2 separate regions of the Homo sapiens genome follow, and region 1 is linked to region 2. A link is an interaction called in ENCODE POLR2A ChIA-PET data of the cell type or tissue named here. Cell type or tissue: HepG2. All regions are shown on one strand. Links, peaks and the distances in the headings refer to the core of each region. The heading gives the core; the rest is flanking DNA.

Region 1 (5,385 bases), core at 335-5,334, 210 kb after region 2:
GTTGTTTGTTTTTTTCTTGTAAATTTGTCTAAGTTCTTTGTAGATTCTGGATATAAGCCCTTTGTCAGATGAGTAGATTGCAAAAATTTTCTCCCATTCTGTAGGTTGCCTGTTCACTTGATGGTAGTTTCTTTTGCTGTGCAGAAGCTCTTTAGTTTAATTAGATCCCATTTGTCTATTTTGGCTTTTGTTGCCTTTTTAATAGCCATTCAGACTGGTGTGAGATGGTATCTCACTGTGATATTGATTTGCATTTCTCTAATGATCAGTGATGTTGAGCTTTTTTCCATATGATTTTTGGCCACATGTGTGTCTTCTTTTGAGAAGTGACTGTTCATGTCCTTTGCCTACTTTTTAATGTTTTTTTTTCTTGTAAATTTGTTTAAGTTCCTTATGGATACTGGATATTAGACCTTTGTCAGGTGGATAGATTGCAAAAATTTTCTCCCATTCTGTAGGTTGTCTATTTACTCTATTGTTTCTTTTGCTGCACAGAAGCTCTTTAGTTTAATTAGATCCCATTTGTCAATTTTTGCTTTTGTTCCAATTGCTTTTGACATCTTTGTCGTGAAATATTTGCCTGTGCCTATGTCCTAAATGGTATTGCCTAGGTTTTCTTCTAGGATTTTTCTAGTTTTGGGTTTTACATTTAAGTTTTTAACCCATCTGGAGTTTAGTTTTGTATATGGTGTAAGTAAGAGGTCCAGTTTCAATTTTCTGCATATGACTAGCCAGTTCTCCCAGCATCATTTATTAAATAGGGAATCATTTCCCTATTGCTTGTTTTTGTCAGGTTTGTTGAAGATCAGATGGTTGCAGGTGTGTCATCTTATTTCTGGGTTTTCTATTTTGCTCCATTAGTCTATATGTCTGTTCTTCTACCAGTACCATGCTGTTTTAGTTACTGTAGCCCTGTAGTATAGTTTGAAGTCAGGTAATGTGAGGCCTCCAGCTTTGTTCTTTTTGCTTACAAGTGCCTTGGCTATTTGAGCTCTTTTTTGGTTCCATATAAATTTTAAAATAGTTTTTTTCTAATTTTGTGAAGAATGTCAATGGTAGTTTAATGGGAATAACCTTAAATCTATAAATTGCTTTGGGCAGTATGGCCATTTTCAAAATATTGATTCTTCCTATGTATGAGCTTGGAATGTTTTTCCATTTGTGTCATCTCTGATTTTTTTGAGCAGTGGTAAGTAGTTCTCCTTAAAGTGGTCCTTCACTTCCCTTATAAGCTGCATTTTTAAGATATTTTATTCTTTTTGTGGCAATTGTGAAAGGGAGTTCGTTCATGATTTGGCTCTCAGCTTGCCTATTGGTGTGTAGGAATGCTAGTGATTTTTGTATATTTATTTTGTATTCTGAGATTTTGCTGAAGTTGCTTATCAGCTTAAGAAGCTTGGCCAGGAGCAGTGGCTCACACCTGTAATCCCCGTACTTTGGGAGGCTGAGGCAGGAGGATCACGAGGTCAGGAGTTCAAGACCAGCCTGGCCAAGATAGTGAAACCTTCTCTCTACTAAAAATACAAAAATTAGCTGGGTGTAATGGTGGGTGCCTATAATCCCAGCTACTTGGGAGGCTGAGGCAGGAGAATTTCTTGAACCCAGGAAGTGGAAGTTGCCGTGAGTCGAGATCGTGCCGCTGCACTCTAGCCTGGGCGACAGAGCAAGACTCCATTTCAAAAAAGGAAAAAAAAGAAAAAAAAAAAGCAGCTTTTGGGCTGAGACAATGAAGTTTTCTAGATATATGATCAGAGATACATGCACGTGTATGTTTATTGCAGCACTACTTATGATAGCAAAGACATGAAATCAACTTATATGCCCAACCATGACAGACTGGATAGAGAAAATGTGGCACATATACACTATGGAATACTATGCAGCCAACAAAAGGGATGAGATTATGTGTTTTGCAGGGACATGGATGGAGCTGGAGGGCATTATCCTTAGCAAACTAACGCAGGAACAGAAAACCAAATACCTCATGTTCTCACTTACAAGTGGGAGCTGAATGATGAGAAAACATGGACACATGGTGGGGAACAACACATACTGGGGCCTGTCAAAGGGTAGTGGGTAGGAAGAGGTAGAGCATCAGGAAGAATAGCTAGTGGGTGCTGGGATAAATACCTGGGTGATGGGATGTTCTGTGCAGCAAACCACCATGGCACATGTTTACCTATGTAACAAGCCTGCACATCCTGCACATGTACCCCTGAACTTAAAAGTTGGAAATAAAAAAAAGGGAAAAGGGAGGATAATACTTCAGTGTCTTTTCAAGAGAACCTTGGGATATATTTCATGTTATGAAACTTATTCCTACATTCTTAGGAAAACCATTGACTTATGTTTACTTGTTAAGTCAATGGTTTATCTATTTTTAATGCAATATTTTATTCTTTATTTCCATTAATTTCTTTATGCTGTGTGTGTGTTTTCTAACTACTTGGGTTGGATGTTCATTTGTGTTTTTTTAAATATTGAAAACATAAGATTTTGAATTTGAATAAATATTTTGTCTTAGCTATTTTTAAGTTACACATGATTTTATATATCTTTTTTTACTAATTATAAAAATCCACTCAATTCAGAAAAGCATGAACAAGAAAGTGTCACTCGTGATCTTAGCAATAGAGCAGGGATCTGCAAACTATATTTCACAGGCCAAGTCCAGCTCACTGTGTTTTTGTTAAAAAAGTTTTATTGCAAACTAGCCACGCCCATTTGTTTACACAGTGTCTATGGCTGCTTTTGTGTTACCCATGGTAGAGCAGAGCAGTTGTGACAGAGATCAAAAGGCCTGCAAAGCCCCAAATGTTTACTATCTAGCCCTTTACAGATTTTTTTTTTTCCTGATTCCTGAATTAGAGAAAACTATCAACATTTTGGTCTCTCTTTTTATCTCAGCTCATTTATTTTTTATATCAAAACACTGGCGTTTATCTTTTTACCTGTCTGGGGGAAATATTGTCAGTGGTCTTCCTAATGCCATTTTTCCCCCTTAATTCTTATTTAGAGAAACTTGGTTGTTTGAGGGAATGTGCCTAGGTAAAAATATTTAATTTTCTCTACTTTTCTTCAATAAATAATGATGTTGGGATATAATTCTGAACAATGAGCGTCCTTCAGTTTCTGATTTCTATAGGGCATACAAACTTAGTAACTTAAATAAATATTTAAAGTGTCTGGACCCTTCTGATCTGGACGTGTCTCAGCTGATCATGGCCGGGCTTATTCGTGTGTCTGTGGGCATCTGGTGAGCTGGGTAGAGGTTGGTTGCACTGGGGGGCTGCAGGTGGGGACCATTCAGCTCTTCCTCATGTGTCTTTTGTATGAATATAGCTGGTTCCTGGCAGCGAGAGGGACTCCATGGCAGTGCCAGGAGTCCAAGAGAGAAAGCAGAAATGTGCAAGTTCATTTTCAAGTCTTTGCTCTGTTGTTTGCTACTGTCCTGGTGGTCAAATCAAGGCACGTGTCCAAGCTCGCAGTCACAACCAAAGGGCATAAATATAAGAGGCATGAGAAACTGGATCCCTACATGCAATCGATTTACCAGATAGACAAACGTAAAAGTGCATGAACAGGGCATCCCTTCCCAAATAAAAAGAGAAGGTATTTCTTCTGCCCGAAAGAGAGATGTGAAGTCTGGAGGTGTGGTCACCATCTTATGCCTTTGAAGTGACATATACAAGAACAAAGGCCGATCTATTTGTTAATTATAGTGGAGCACAAAGATAGATCTTGCATTCCTGACATTCTGTTTTAGCCTCTTGAGCAATTGTAGAACGAGTCTGTTGTAGGAGAAAAATAAACCCTTCCTGAATCACCTCCTAGCATAAGGTTTCTGCTAAATATTGCCAAGTATGTTTTTCAGTTAATAATACATTGATAGCATTTCTTATTTGTACATATAAATCTAAATTAGTACATACAAATCTGTTTTCAGAAATGGCTTGTAATATATGACTCTACCAAAACTTATTTAATGAGCCTCCTCTTCAAGATATTTAAGTAGCTTCTAGATTTTCAGTATTACAAATCATGCTTCAGTGATCACCTTTACACATGTATCTTTGCACACTTCTCCAAGTGTCTTTATAGGGTATACTTCTGTTAGAGAAATTTTGAAAATGAACATATTTATGTTGTTAAACATATGGCAAGAAAATTCTGCAAAAAATTGGTAAAATTGACTCTCCTATCAGTAATTTATGATTATATTTATTGTCCCAAAACTGCTCCAAATTTGGGTTTTGAAAATCTTTAAAGATTTTACCAATCTATTTGAAAAATACATATCCCATATTTGTTTTAGTTGATAACGCTTTGATTTTTAGTAAGATTGGCCCCTTTCCACATATTTGTTATTTACATTTTTAAATGAACTTTCTGCTTATACCTTTTTCTCATTTTTCTACTTGTTTGCCTGTCTTTTTCTTGCTACATTGTATTTGCTTTCTACATACTGTAATATGATTGATTGTATTTGCTTTATGTGTTGTACACATGTTCTCCTAGTTTATTGTCTTTTTCTTTGTTAATGTATATTTTCCATGAAGAACCTTATTTTTGTTCAGAAAAACCTACTAGCTTTTAAAAAATAATGTTTCTGGGTCTTGTCTATGCTTATAAATCCCTTTCTTAAAACTACAAAAAAATTCTAAGTTTTCTTTCCATTACTTTTGTGGTTTTAAAATATATCTAAGTCTTCAATCCATTTGAAATTTTTGTATGTGTATAGTGTGGGAAGAAATATAACAATTTTCTTTCAAATAAATGACAATTAGTAAAAGTGATCTTTGTTGTGTGTGTGTTTGTGTGTGTATACACATCTTTGTCAGTTTATGTTATGAGTCTTATTTTGGCTTTGAAAAAGATAATAGGAAGATTTTTATCTTTACATGATCTGGAAATGTTTAAATAACATATGAATATTTTTGAAAGGCTTGCAAAGATTTCTTATAAAAACTGGCAATTTTGGGGAGTAACTTTATTTCATTTGTTATTTTTGGTCTGTTTAGGTTTTCTATATTTTCTGGAATTTCTTTTGATAATTTATATTTTCCTAGAAAACTATCAGTGGTTAGCTACCACTTTGTTTTGTTAAAATATTTTTCTACCCATTTGCAGGCAATTTACTTTCACATATATTTACCCATTCCAATTTCTATTTTCTAATTCATTAATTTCTGGTTCTTCTTTATTCATTCTTTCATTTTGCCTTTCTTAGGGATTTTCTTGTTGCTGTTGTTCTTGAAATGAATACTTTATTCAATACCTTATTGTTCAGTGCTGTAAGTGTTTCGACTACCAATTTTCCTCTCTGTACAGCTTTGACCGTATGTCTTAGTTTTCAAATTTCAATACTTGAAAATTAAGAATTTT
Region 2 (5,385 bases), core at 105-5,104:
TGTGTCTGCAGCAGCTCGGTTCTTGCCTCTTCAGAGGAAAGAATTCAACTGAGGGGCATAAAACAGATAGACCGAGGGAAGCTTTTGAGCAGGAGTTCATCAAGAAGTTTTGGGCCAAGTATGGTGGCTATCTCAGCACTTTGGGAGGCCGAGGTGGGCGGATCACCTGAGGTCAGGAGTTCGAGACCAGCCTGGCCAACATGGTGAAACCTCGTCTCTACTAAAAATACAAAAATTAGCCAGGCATGATGGGGCGTGCCTGTAATTCCAGCTACTCAGGAGGCTGAGACAGTAGAATCGCTTCAACCTGGGAGGCGGAGGTTGCAGTGAGCCGAGATTGCACCACTGCACTCCAGCCTGGGCAACAGAGTGAGACTCCGTCTCAAAAAAAAAAAAAAAGAAGTTTTAGAGTAGGAATAAAAGGAAGTAAAGAACAATCTGAAGAGGGCCATACAGGCAACTTGAGAGATCCAGGTGCCCGGTTTGACCTTTGACTTGAGCTTTTACATGTTGATATGGTTCTGGGCTTTTGCATCTCCCCTCTCTTGATTTTTCCCTGAGGCAGGCTGTCCGCGTGCACAGTGGCCTGCCAGCACTTGGGAGGTGAGCGTGCTCAGTGTGTTTACTGAAGTTGTGCACAGGCTCATCTGAGATGTTTTTCCCTTACCATTCAGTGTTCCTAAAGGAACGTCATATACCATAGACCACTTAAACACTGCTATTTTGCCTCTTAGTGTGCATGTTTGAGCCCACTCAACCAACTCCTGAGATCTTACTGGGAAGCTGCTGATCACCATCTTCAGGTGTTTTCTATCTGTTGGGACATGGCCTTTCCTTAGCACTAGCTGCAATCAATTATTATTTTAGCGAGACAGTTTAACAATTTGCCTGCCCATTACCTGACATTCCTGGAAGGAAGGTTGGGTCGGGGGGACCTCTCCCGCTCTGCTCATGTCTGCCTACTGCCTCCTCTAACATTTCGCTAGCTAAGTAGAGTCAGACAAGTCACTTCACACTTTTCATTTCCTCGTGTGTAAAATGAGCATACAAATACCTAAGTAAAGTGTTGTAAGATTACATAGCAAACTTTAGTTCCTAGCTCAAAATTGTCACATGTATTAAGTGATAACTAATAAAATCATTCTCTTTAACGTCTATAACCATTCTCTAGGTGACTTAAGATATTAAGATGACTTAAATATTATCTAAACATTGATGACTCCCAAATTTGTATGTTTACTTCAAACTTCTTCCCTGAACTCCAGATTTTATTTGTGTATGCTTTTCATTTATATAAGAAGCTTATATCCAAAAGCCATGTAAAATTTAATGTCCAAACTAAATTCTTCACTTCCAACTTCAATCTATACCTTACACCTCCCAAAATCTTCCTATGTCTGTTAATGGTGATTCTACCCTCTCAGATGTTCAGGCTCACATCAGTAACCTCTGATCACCTGCTCTCCTCACCTCTCACCCCTGGCCATCACACACATACCTCTATTTTAAGTCCATTGGCAAATCCTGTTAGCTCTATCCTTACAATATTTTCAGAATTCAACAAGTTCTCACAGTCTCCACCCTCATACTTTGGTTCAGGCCAGAATCATTTTTCATATGGGTGATTGCAGTATATGTTAAACAAACCCCCTTTCACCTAGTCAAGTTTTTGTTGTTGTTGTTTTTTAAATTTGAGACAGGGTCTCACTCTAGAGTGCAGTGGTGTGATTATATCTCATTGCAACTTTGAACACCTGGGTTTAAGCAATCCTCCTGCCTCAGTCTCCTGAGTAGCTGGGACTACAGACATGCACCACCACAGCTAATTTTTATATTTTCTCTAGAGATGAGGTCTCTCTATGTTGTGCAAGCTCATGGCCTCAAGTCTCCCAAAGGGCTGAGATTACAGGCCTGAGCCACCATCCCTAGAACCATGTCATCTACTCTAAAGAGAGTGCTGAAGTTAAAATATGTCATGTCAGTTCTGTACTCAGCATCCTTATCTCCCTCTAAGTAAAAGTCAAAGTTCTTTACAATGGCCTATAAAGGTGCTATAGGATCCAGTCCCCACTCTCTACTCTGTCCTTACCTACTCTCCCTCTCCCCTTGCCCATCCCAACATAGCCACACTTGCTTTCTTGCTGTTCCTTGATGATATCAAGCAGCCTCGGGGCTTTGCATTTGTTATTGCCTCTGTGTAAACCAGTAGTAAGCAAACCTTTTCTTTAATGAGCTAGATAGTAAATATTTTCAGTTTTGGGGGCCACATACAGCCCAAGTTGCAACCACATTGCAACAGTGCCAGTGTTGCACAAACTGTGCAAATACAGCCGTAGATAATATGTAAACAACTGTGCTTGGCTGTGTTCCAGTGAAACTTTATTTACAAAAACAGGTAGTGGGCTGGATAATCCCTGGCCTATACTTCTCTTCCCCTAGATATTTGCAGGATCCATTTCCACATTTTCTTCTCGTCCTTGACCATTTGTGACAAATTGGTGATGTGAGAAACTGACATTGATGTCACCTCATCAATATAGCACTCCTTGACTTTTTCTCATAAACTAGGAGTAATTTCTGATATGGTTTGGCTGTGCCCCCACCCAAATCTCACTTTGAATTGTAATAATCCCCACGTGTCAAGGGTGGAGCCAGGTGGAGATAATTAAATCATGGGGGTGGGTTTTCTCCATACTGTTCTTGTTGTAGTGAATAAATCCCACGAGATCTGATGGTTTTATAAATGGGAGTTACCCTACACAAGCTCGCTTGCCTTCCACCATAAAAGACGTGGCTTTGCTTCTCCTTTGCCTTCTGCCATAATTGTGAGGCCTCCCCAGCCATGTGGAATGGTGAGTCCATTAAACCTCTTTTCTTTATAAATTACCCTGTCTTGGGTTTGTCTTTATTAGCAGCATAAGAACAGACTAATACAATTTCCCTTCCCCCAACACACACACATAGGCACTTCCCATGTTCACCCCAGTCCCCCTGCCTGTACTTATTTTTCCCCTTAGCTCTAACCACTACCTAAGGCACCATACGTTTATGTGTAAAGGACTTGGTTTTCTTCTCTGTGGCATCCCTGAGGCAGAGGACAGTTGATCGAGGAAAAATGAATCAGTAGACTCTGGACCAGAAGGCAGGAGTTCCTTTTAGCTCCAGTGTAGCCAACATAGCACCTACCACGTAATTTAACCCCTCCATTTACACATATCTCTTTGTAAAATGGAGGAAAGTAAGACATGCTGTAGAAATCAAACAGTAAATGCCAAAAAAGTCCTATTGAAAAGTAATCAAAATGTAAACTTTGTTAGTTGTTATACCCTAATTAGGAAAACTATAAATACCCTTCAAATCAAAGAGCTTTGAATAAATGTTTGATTTGAAGAACTGACTTATTTAAAGTTCTAAATAACTAGAGTAATTTTCTCTTTATGGTAATGTTCTCTACTTCAAACTTTATATAGAGAGAAAAATTGTAAATCTTCAGGAGTAATTTGAAGATCCAATGTAATTGTTTTCTCATTTTCCCAAACATCCTTTAATAATCTAAGCATCCACTGCACAGGTCAGGCACAGGTGATCATCTGGACCTCCATTTTATAATTTCATAACTAAAGGTTATTTAATTTTAATTAAACCTAAAGTCTTATCGTTGAGCCACCTGTTTCACTAATTTGACTTGCAAGCTATGATTTATATTATCTCTAAAGTGGAAATATATGCCAGAATATTATTGTCTAATGTTTATGACTTCTAGTTTCTTGTGAATTGATTATCATATTAACTCTATTCTAAAGTGAACAAGTTTCAGAAAAATACAAAAGCTCTGTCCAACTGCAAACCCTCATCTTCCACAGAAGGCCTTGGCATCTCCAGATATAGTGCAATGAGCATTCCCTATGTCTGGGTGGAGAATCGGGATGCTATTGGCCAGGAAGATACTTCAGGGGTCAGAGAACTGGGAGTGTGACTAACCCAAAAATGCAAGCCAAAACAATTCTGGCAGAGTGAAGCCCATTTTACTGGTTGCCCCTGAGCATGAATTGCTACGTCCAATTAGCAAACACAGGATCTGAGATTTTCTTGGCTGCCGCACAACTCAGATCGCTGCTTCAGTGGCAGCCAAATGATTATCCAGGAGCAAATGAGGGAGAAGGACAGAGATCCCCCATACAGCCTGTTTGAAACATTATTATAGCAGCAGGCACAAAGCTCGCAGCATGCAGGTGAAACTTCTTTCACTTTCAAATGCTAACATTAATTTCTAACTTGAAGCCTACTCATTTTTTTTAACTTGATGTAGAAAATTAGTCTCATCATATCAGGTAAGCTAAGGGATTTTTTAGCCATTCCCAGTTTTAAACTCAGTCATTTCAAGATGTTCGCTTCTTGCCTTTCTCACAATGCTGCCATGGTGGTGAATGGAAATGTGTTGACTTCTTAGCCTTGGTTCATCCTGCCAGGTTCTCAGCACAGGTTATGAACCTCCACCTTTCAAGGGCAGGGATGGTCTTGGGAAGCTTACTCAACTCTGCAGCTGAGATTTGGCTGAGATGAAGCCACGGATTCAGATTTCCAGTGGGGAACGCCCGTCACATAGCCATCTAATACGATACTTTATCTAATTGTAAGACCCACACTAGGGCCAAGAAGCCTTTCTCCAATCCTCTCCTCCCTACTGTAGTGCTATGTTCTGACTTTATTGGCCATGCCAACTGAGTGGGGTGGGTGATTTCTCTGGGAAGCTGGTAACATCCTAGAACAGAAGACACAGGTTACTCTTAGATCACCAAAATGAAAGGGGGCAAAGAGAAAGAAGATACTTGAAGAGATAGATATTGTTATGGACTGAATGTTTATGTTCATAAATTCATATGTTGAAATCCTAACCCCTAATGTGATGGTGGAAGCTTGGAAGGAAATGAGGTCCTGAGGGTGAAGCTCTCATGAATAGGATTAGTGTCCTTATAAAAAGGACCCCAGAGATGTCTGTCTCTTTCTACCAGTCTGCAGTCTGGAAGAGGGCCTTTGCCAGAACTCGACCATGCTGGCATCCTGATCTTGACTTCCAGCTTCCAGAACTGTGAGGAATAAATGTCTGTTGTCTATAAGCTACTCTGTCTATGGTACTTTGTTATAGTAGCCAGAGCTAAGACAGATATGTTTGTGAGGTGCCCTTCCTCAACTCTCCATCCACCTGTGGAAGGAGGCTTGAGGTATAGAGCTCCCCACACTTGCACCTAACATTTCAACTTTTCTCTTCCTTTCTTCCTTGCTCATATTTGCCTAGAGAAGGCAGAAAGAACAGACAATTTTTTTCCCCTCAGTCACATTTGTCTGCTTCGTAACTCTTTCCATTTTAAATTAAGGATTGAAAAT

The links. Peaks named below come from ENCODE experiments on the same cell type or tissue, not always from the same donor. Only the 100,000 strongest peaks of a DNase experiment are listed, where the experiment ranks them.
Region 1: POLR2A ChIA-PET joins it to region 2 with 8 read pairs; 4 of 35 experiments call an interaction of 5 or more read pairs at or near these places.

What each region holds. Positions count from the first base shown.
Region 1 is chr6:146,982,698-146,988,082 of GRCh38, reverse strand. All of the region lies in intron 6 of STXBP5-AS1 (STXBP5 antisense RNA 1), which reads left to right. Among named protein-coding and RNA genes, the nearest start is that of LUADT1, 170 kb to the left of the region's middle. In HepG2, for the core only: no CTCF peak of the experiment used is centred there; DNase peaks (open chromatin) are centred at 2,752 and 3,642; H3K4me3 peaks cover 1,432 bases.
Region 2 is chr6:147,189,421-147,194,805 of GRCh38, reverse strand. The region is part of intron 1 of STXBP5-AS1 (STXBP5 antisense RNA 1); the gene reads left to right. Among named protein-coding and RNA genes, the nearest start is that of STXBP5, 12 kb to the left of the region's middle. In HepG2, for the core only: no CTCF peak of the experiment used is centred there; a DNase peak (open chromatin) is centred at 2,335; H3K27me3 peaks cover 230 bases.